2 separate regions of the Mus musculus genome follow, and region 1 is linked to region 2. A link is a loop called in an ENCODE intact Hi-C map of the cell type or tissue named here. Cell type or tissue: heart. All regions are shown on one strand. Each heading gives the region's core, and the rest is flanking DNA. Links, peaks and the distances in the headings are about the cores only.

The links. Peaks named below come from ENCODE experiments on the same cell type or tissue, not always from the same donor. Only the 100,000 strongest peaks of a DNase experiment are listed, where the experiment ranks them.
Region 1: a loop joins it to region 2, with 4 times the contacts of the local background. A loop is called at or near these places in 5 of 42 quality-filtered maps.

What each region holds. Positions count from the first base shown.
Region 1 is chr7:141,389,932-141,394,318 of GRCm38, forward strand. It overlaps Taldo1 (transaldolase 1), which reads left to right and starts at 2,229. Exons shown (of 8, transcript NM_011528.4): 1 at 2,229-2,387. The coding sequence starts at 2,291. In heart, for the core only: no CTCF peak of the experiment used is centred there; a DNase peak (open chromatin) is centred at 2,230; H3K4me3 peaks cover 2,265 bases; H3K27ac peaks cover 1,626 bases; H3K27me3 peaks cover 452 bases.
Region 2 is chr7:141,325,543-141,329,929 of GRCm38, forward strand. Deaf1 (DEAF1, transcription factor) reads right to left here and starts at 2,183. Exons shown (of 12, transcript NM_016874.3): 1 at 1,737-2,183. The coding sequence starts at 2,028. Tmem80 (transmembrane protein 80) reads left to right here and starts at 2,588. Exons shown (of 6, transcript NM_001141950.1): 1 at 2,588-2,724. In heart, for the core only: no CTCF peak of the experiment used is centred there; DNase peaks (open chromatin) are centred at 1,549, 2,159 and 2,609; H3K4me3 peaks cover 3,159 bases; H3K27ac peaks cover 2,582 bases.

The DNA.
Region 1 (4,387 bases), core at 278-4,277, 64 kb after region 2:
AGAGGCAGGCATGAGTTCGAGGTCAGCCTGGTCTACAGAGTGAGTTCCAGGACAGCCAGGGTTACACAGAAAAACCCTGTCTCGAAAGACAAAAACAAACAAACAACAACAACAAAACCCCCAATAATTCATTGCTTTCCCAAGGGGAACTCTGGTAGACTCAAACTTTATTTTTTGTCACTGGGGCCTTACAAGGGAGGAGTAGGTGGGAGGTAGTCCCTCAACTCAAGGCAATAATTGTCTCAACAGATATGAACAAACACTTACCCTAATTAGGGCACTGATAACAGACCAAAGGAACAACCGAGTCCTTGTTCAGCTTGGGGAACCAGTGAATGATTGTCACAGGAGCATAGGTGACACAAACATCTGCTTCCCCAACAATGACCACCCTGGGATAGGTGGTGACTTCCTGAAAGCTGATAGGTGGAGCCCCCTTCAATTAGCCTAGTCCTCTAGCACAATGGTTCTCAGCCTTCCTAATGCTGCAACCTTTCAATGGAGTCAGTTCCTCCTTTTGAGGTAACTCCCAAAGATAAAATTATTTTTATTGTTACTGCATAACTGTAATTTTGCTACCATGATGAACCAAAATGTAAATATCTGATATGCGGGCTATCTGATATTTGACCCCACCCACAACCACCTCTGCAAAAGGGTTGTGGCCCACAAGTTGAGAAACACTGCCCTAGAGGCAGCCTCTGTGGCCCCTAGTATATAAAAGTCCATCTTCCAGTGAACTTGAATAGAGTCAGCTGGAGCCAAGTATGGTGGCCCCTGCCTGTAATCTGAGCACTTGGAAGGCAGGGGCAGGAAGACCAAGAGTTCAAGGCCAGTCTCCTTTCAAAGAAAAATCTATTTTTAAAAGATACTAAAAAAAAAAAAAAAAAAAAAAAAAGTGTGTTGGTTACTTTTTTTTGTCAACTTGACACAGCTCGGATTTTGCAGGAGGAGGGAACTTCGAATGAGAGAATGCCTCTGTCCTCAAGATTAGCAAGTCAGTCGGCAAGGCTTTTTCCCTTTGGCGAGTCTGGAGCTCCCTATGTAAACCAGGCTGGCCTTGAATCCACCTGCCACTGCCTCCAGAATGCTGGGATTAAAGGTCTGTACCACCTTGCCTGGCTCCGTTTTTAAGAAAAAATTAATTTTAAGATTAATGATTGATAAGGGAAAGCCCATAGCACCACGGTGAGTGGTGCCATCCCTGAGCAGGTGGTCCTGGAAGTTCAGGGCTGTAAAGAAAGGAGGCTGTGCAAACCAAGGGAGGCAAGCCGGTGAGAAGTTTTCTCCAGGCGCCTTTCTTGCAGTCCTTGAGTGATAGATTGTTACTTGGGAGGGTAAGGTACAATCAACCTCGCCTAGTTGCTTTGGGTGGTGGTGTTTATCACAGCAATAGAAAGCAAACTAAGACGAGTGGTAAACAAAATATTAACAGAAAATATCCGGCATACACATATATGTGTAATAGCTTGAGCCAGCATATTCAAAGAACTGCAAATCAATAATGGGAACACTGTAAAAGAAACTGCCCTTACTATTTTTATTCATGACTGAAGATTCAATTCCCCATCTCAACTTTCTCAAACTGCTGCTTATTCCAGACAGACTTCCAGCCAGGGGAGATGCAAAATCATGGGCAAGGGAAGGATCACCCAGCAGCTTAAGGCAACACCAGAACCACTCCATCTGGGAAGCGGAAACTGGTGGCTTTGCCAGAAGTCGCCCATGGGGCCATACACCTGTATTGATTCTCAGACTGTGCTTTAGCTTGTCTGCCTGTAAGCAGGGGCTGCACCGAGCTTGACTTATCGCGATCAGCAGAGAGGGCGCAGCTCCCAGTCCCTAAACTGGGAGTAGGGGAGTCCCACAGCTGGAGAAAGGGTGCACTTCTGAAGCCCCTGTAGGGAATGCACAGTTGGAGGCAAGGACCCGCTCAAGGATTAGCATGGGTGTGGAGCGAGAGCGCTGCCACCCATCCATCCGTAGTCCGTGGGGTCTGAGGCTTACTGAGCGCGCGTCTCAGTAGAATCCGTTGTCTGTTCATTCTACGCATCCGAGCTCTAGAGGGGTACAAAGAATCCACTCTCCTTGGACTGGTAGAAACTAACCACTCGCTACTGGGGAAGAGAACTCCGACCGTGACACGGGGCGTGGTCTATGGCAAGGTCTCCAAGTACATGGGCGGGGCTCGTCGTCAGGCTTCATTTAGCTTTGCTTTGATTGGCCAGGACGCGCGGGGCATTGTGGGTTAGCACGCACCGGCTACCGCCTCAGCTGTTCGCGTTTCGCCATGTCGGGGTCCCCGGTAAAGCGCCAGAGGATGGAGTCCGCCTTGGACCAGCTCAAGCAGTTCACCACCGTGGTGGCCGACACGGGTGATTTCAATGGTAAGAGGACGCGGTGCATGCGCCCTATTTAAGCTGCTGCGCCCCCAATTTTGGAACCAGCACCGGTGTGGGTGTCAGGGGCGGGGCCTCGCGGGCGCTGGAGCTGGGATTGGTGAGTTTGCGGAACCTTCAAGGATCAATAGCTCCTGGGCTATTGGTGACCCTGGGAGCCCGGCGCGAAGCCTCGGTGGGTAGAGGTAGTCCGAGAAAGTCTCCCTGACCCGGGGTGCCCCCACCCCTACTCCCAATTCCCTACGATGACACAGGCTCAACTTTGGAGCCAGTGCAGTCTGCAAGACTGGACACCATCTGCTTTTTGCAGCCTGTTGCACTGGTTTTCCACATGCAGCTGGTTACTCTCTATGGGCAGTACACAGCATGGCTGGAGTCAGACCAGTTGCACACACTAAATCAAATGGTTATCATTGTCATACTTCCTTCTCTTTTGAGACTGGGTCTCACAGTGTAGCCACAGGCTGTTCTGGAACTCCTGGTAATCCTTCTATCTTAGCCTTAGTGCTGGATCAGGCAGTGCCACCATGCGCAGCTCCAGTACTCAGATTTTCCTGGACTTGGTAGGGACGCGGAAAACAGGTGGAAAGACTTGTGCTGTTAGTCTTGCTCTCATCCTTGGAGGGTGGTGGAGGTGATCTCACATGTGCTGTGAGAAAGACTTTCAGGAAATGCTCCGTGTGAGCTCAGTACAAAAGCACTTCTGCTCTTTTCTGCTTTCTCACGGTGACTTGAGAAACAGGCTTTAATTCCTCATGAGTAAGTGCATTGTTTATCTCTCAGAGAGTCGCAGAGAGTGATTAGGCATATTTGGGCTGCTTAGCTATAAAGGACAGACTTGATGTGGGTCTAATAGCAAACCCGTCTGACACAAGCTGTGTTCGTCAGCTTCCAGAAATCCATCTGGGAGTCCTAAGGTTTTTCCACTGTGTGTGTAGTGCAGAGTTTACCGGCTAATGTTTGTGAAGAGAGCAAGAGACAGGCATGGTAGCTCACACCTGCATTTGGGAGGCAGAGGCAGGCACATCTTTATGAGTTGGAGGCCAGCCTGGGCTACATGGTTCCAGGCTAGCCTGAGCTACATAGTAAGAGCCTGTCTCAAACAACAACAAAGAGCCAAAGAGCACATTCATTGACAGTGTGGCTTAAAACAAATAATTATAAACATTGTCAGATTCAAAATCTATTTTATATACTTTATTTATTCAAAGTCTTTTTTTTTTTTTTGTCAGATGGTAAAGGTTTCTTTTGGTGTTTATTTGTTTGAAGACAGGGTTTCTCTGTGTAGCCCTGACTTTCCTGGAATTTGATTTATAGACCAGGCTGGCCTCGAACTCACAGAAATCTGCCTGCCTCTGCCTCCTAAGTGTTGGGATCAGCATTGTGCACCACCCCTGCCCAGCTGTGGTGAGGGTTCTTCACCCCTTGGGTATCACAGGCTCCTGAAAATAGAGTTTCCGAACGCTTTTGACCCCTTTCATTTTCCTCTGAACCTCAGGGTCTTTGGGCCTTAATGCTCAGCTGGGGGTGGGGTGGGGAGGAGAGGGGAGGGGAGGGGAGGGGAGGCTAGAGCTCAAGCTCTGACATCACACCTGCTAAAACAGCTGCCACTCAACTGTGTCCCCAGCCCTGGGTCTGTAGGGTTTTTTGTTTGTTTTGTTTTTTGTTTGGGTTTTTTTGTTTGTTTGTTTTTTTCGAGACAGGGTTCTCTGTGTAGCCCTGGCTGTCCTAGAACTCACTTTGTAGACCAGGCTGGCCTCGAACTCAGAAATCCACCTGCCTCTGCCACCACTGCCCTGCCAGAGTCTGTAGTTTTATATGATAAAAACTGTGTTTTCTGTGCACCCTTCAGTGGATTCACACCTCAGCCAGCACCACTCCAGAGCACATTTTCCCCTACTTACTTCTTATTTTGAAATAACCTCAAACTCCTGAGATGTTGCAAAAGTAGCCCATACACCCTTTGCCCCGTTTCCCTAGTGATGTCC
Region 2 (4,387 bases), core at 242-4,241:
AGAAAGAGAGAAAGAAAGAAAGAGAAAGAAGCTCCAGGAAAGGGACCAGAGATGGCTCAGCAGTTAAGAGCACTGTCTGCTCTTCCAAAGATCCTAGATTCAATTCCCAGCACCCACATAAGTGGCTTACAACTCCCTATAACTCCAGTTCCAAAGGAACCGAAGCCTTTTTCTGACTCCAAGGGGATCAAGCAAACATAGAGATACATGCAGGCAAAGCAGCCACACACATTAAATAAATTAACTTTAGAAAAAGAAGAACAACAACTCTGGGAAGAGATCCGGATGGCTCAGAAATTTTGAGCATGCTGTTCTTTCAGAGGACCCAAGAACCTATGTGAGGTCCTCACAACCATGTGTAACTCTAGCTCCAAGAGGAATTGCAGGCACCTGCAATCACATATATACACATAAAAATATATATATATATCTTTTTTTTTAAAGCTCTAGGAAGCTTCCCTCACTCCTGTGACTGGATCTAGGCTTCAGGTAGGTAGGTACAGCAGAAAACACGCGGAAGCAAGGGTTCTCCACCACTGCGTTCCAGTGCCAACGGTCTGAACACCCACCCAGAGTTAAGCTTCAGCTCTGATGTGCCCTGAATAAAAGCCCAATGCCAAGCCTGCAGCTTCACACTGGAAAGAACGAAACAAGACGCATGGCAAAATGATGGTCTTCCAAGGATTCGCATGTACAAGCATAAAACATATAAGAGCTCCAATTGGTAGGGAGTTCAACACTCAGGAAGGTCAAAGGGTGGGGTGTGTGGTGGGATTGTAGGAGGCAGTTTGGTGTGGTATCACCTGTACAGGGTGATACAGCTCAGCTCAAGGCTCCATTTGTCATAAAACATGAGAATCGGGTGCTCTTTGTGTGAGAAAACAGAAGGAGAAAAATGGAAAACTAAGTGATGGAGAAGGAGGGGATATCTGCATAGGAAGACTAGGAGATACAGCACGGAGCAGCTCATGTCACAATATAAAGCAAGGCTGGTTTCTGCATCGTTACCTTTGCAAGGTTGCCTGCCTTGGATGACTCTCTTGCCCCTCTCATGTCACACTTGAACTGGCCTTTGAGACAGACAGGTCTACCAGCAGTAATGCTGCTGACCATACCTGGGGCACCTCTAGAACAGAACTCACATGTGACCCATCTGTGCTCTCAGCTCCCAGGAAGCAGCAGGAGAGGACAAGGCAGGTGGTAGGTACTGAGAAAGTTCCAAAGGGTAAAACAGACAAAGAACAGAGAGGCACACTCACACAAGGGAGACACGTCTGTATACAGTGCAGAGCAAGGCTAGAGGAGTGAGAGTGTGCTGTGCGTGTGCATGTGTGTGTGCAAGATGGGCATGCAGGGCACTGTGAGATGCAGGGCAGGGAAAGAGCAAGGGTGCAAGTCATTGTGAGATGCATGGGCAGGTGCAGAGTAGGTGTTCAGGGCATTGTGAGTGCACGGGCAGGTGTGAAGTGCACAGGTGGTACAGAGCATGTATGGGGGGCAGGTGTCAGGTGCAGGGGCATGGACAGAGGCAGGGCAGGCGTGCAGGTCACTGTGAGGTGCACTGGCAGGGCAGGTGCTGGGCAGGTGTGCAGGACAGGTGGAAGAGAGCCTTCCCTGGAAGACAGATGTGCATGACAGATGCACAAAGCATATGGAAAGTGGCCTGTGCCTGGTGCATGTGTTCAGAGCTTGCACGCGGGAACCCGGTGAGGCGCGAGGCCGGCGGGCGCACTTGCCTGCGAAGGCGGCGGCGGCGGCGGCGGCCTCATCGGGGCTGGGCAGAGCCTCGGTACCCATATCCATGTGCCCAGATTCGGCCGCCATCACCGCCACAGCGGTGACCCGCCGCGTCTCGCGCTCCGCCTCGGAGTCTGCGTCCTCCTCCGAGTCCTCGTCTCTGCTTAACACCGGCTCCTCCGCCTCGCTTTCCGCTGCGGCCGCGGCGGCCGCCGCCACCGCGGCAGCGGCCGCCACAGCTGCCGCCTCGGCCAGGCCCAGCTGTTTTGCCGCCGAGTCCGAGTCCTCCATACGGACTCCACCGAGTCCGCCCGAAGGCGCTGTCCGGGACCGCCCGAAGCGCCAGGCACCGAGCCCGAAGCGGGGCCCGAAGAGGCCGCCCGAGTTGGGCCGAGGCCGCCCGAAGCCACCGCCCGAGCAGCGACCGAAGAGGCAGTCTGACGCCCGCCGAACCGAGCCGAAGCTGCCCGCAGAGCCGAGCTGATGGCCCGAGTGTAGAACCGAGCAGCTCCGAAGTTTCCCGAAGCGCAGAATCTAGATAATACGAATGGTCCCGAAGCTTCCCGAAAGCTTACGAGCGTTTCTTGCTCGCTGTCTAAGAAGCGGATCTGACTGTGGTCACCGACCGATAGAGCTGGCCGGCTCTGGGCAGTTTCTCCCCTGCTTCCAACGAAGTCTGGGTTCGCAGACAGACCCTGGCGCCACGGGATTTCTCCAACCCCCTCTCGGGGCGGCGAAAGCCGAACCCACACGAGGCCTCGCCGAACTCCGCCGAATACCTCCGAGCCGAGTTCTCCGGAGCCTCAGTGCCCGCCTCCTTCTATCCGAAAGCTCCCGAGTATTGCCGGACGGGAGAATCGGGCCTCGGCCGCTGTCGGACGCTCGCTGCACCGCGCGGCGGGAGGAGCGAAGATGGCGGGAGGGTGCGGCCAAGAGGCTGCTGGGATTGTGGCGGACCCAGCGGCAAAATGGCGGCCGTGCGGCCAGGTGAGGCGGGCGGGGCTACGCGATCGCAGGGACAGTGTGGTCTCATGCTGTCACGATGAGAGGCTGTCTGGGCTGGCTCTGCAACTCCTCTGATTGTCACCTTGTTATTCCGGAACCTGGTGGCTTAAGCCCACTAGCCCGGATTTCTGCGCCGGAGTTGGAGAGCGAGGGGTGGGGGGGGTGTCTTCCGGTTGGGCGTGGGGGCACTTCGGGTATCCCGGCGGCTGTCCCGAAGCTCGTCTCTGTATTCCAGTGATATACCTGAGGCACACACTGGGATACGCCCCTGTATACAACCATATCACACCTTCTGTGACCCGGGGTCCACCTGTGGATTACCCAGAGTACACTATGGTGGCATACGAACTACACAACCATATTTCACTAAAGCTGACATGCATGGCATACCTATGGCTCATCCTGAGCACACCCTTGGCATACCCGCTGCTCACCCCGAGTACGCCCTTGATACACCTATCTCTCATTTTTTCGATATACCCTTGGCACACCGGGTTTACACATTGAGAATATCCAGGACAACCATATACGTATATTCAGCTCACCCCTGGCATATCCACAATACACTCGAGTTCCCCTGTTGCTCACCCCAGATGTAAGGATGAATAAGAATTACGTTTGTAGGGAAAAAAAATGACTTAGTCAACCTCAAACAACTAAAGCAGGCTTGTTCCAGAGACGTGGCTGTTAAATTCTGGCCATTTGATGATCAGGGCACAGGATCTAGTCACTCAATGACCACAGTTAGTTCAAGACAATAGGCCACTCGCTTTAGACTGGGGTTTTTGTAGCTAAGGGTAGGGAAAGGGTGCTTGTTAAGAGCATTCTAGATAAGTTAGCTGTTTTCCTTAGACAAACTGGTTTTGGAATTTCTGGGTCTTTTGTCTTCTTTTGCACCCGTAGGGTGTCTGGGATAGGGATTGGTGTCTGAAGTCAAGGTCAGCTGCTTTTCTTCCCCAGTTCTCAAATTCCTGGCTTTCTGGAACTTTGAGTCCGTTGGCTTTGATGGGATTTTTTTTTTTTTAAACCAGGTATAGCTGTGACACACCCAGTGTGTCCTAGGGTACATCTTGTCACACCTGCAGCTTACCACATATTCATTCATAGCATGCCTCTGGCATGCGCTAGACTCCAGATATTCATAGCATACATTCAGCTCATCCCAAGCACACTTATAGTTCTCCTCAGCACCTCCAAGGCATACCTGAAGTATACCTTGGTACACCCATGGCATACCTGGTTTACACCAGACACAACCAAGGCATAATGTCAGTTTACCCTGGGTGAATACACACCCATACACACACACACACACACACACACACACACACACACCTGTGGCTAACCTGAGTCCCGGGCAGCCAGAAGGTGCTGTAGTCAATATTTCACCATGGCTGAGTCCCAGGCTAAATGAGGAGGTCTGAGCTCAGATGATATGCAGGCAGGGTCCAGTGCTAGCAATATGGAACAGAAACTGGTCTTAGCCAGCTCAGACCAGTGTTTGTCCATCCATCCATCCATCCAGTTTCCCAATGTTCCTTAATGAAGCAAATTTCAGAAATGTGATTGTACTACACGTGCAGCCTCACCTGCAGGGCATCCCTACTATATGCTTTGTTTAACAGCTGCCACAAACATGGGAGTG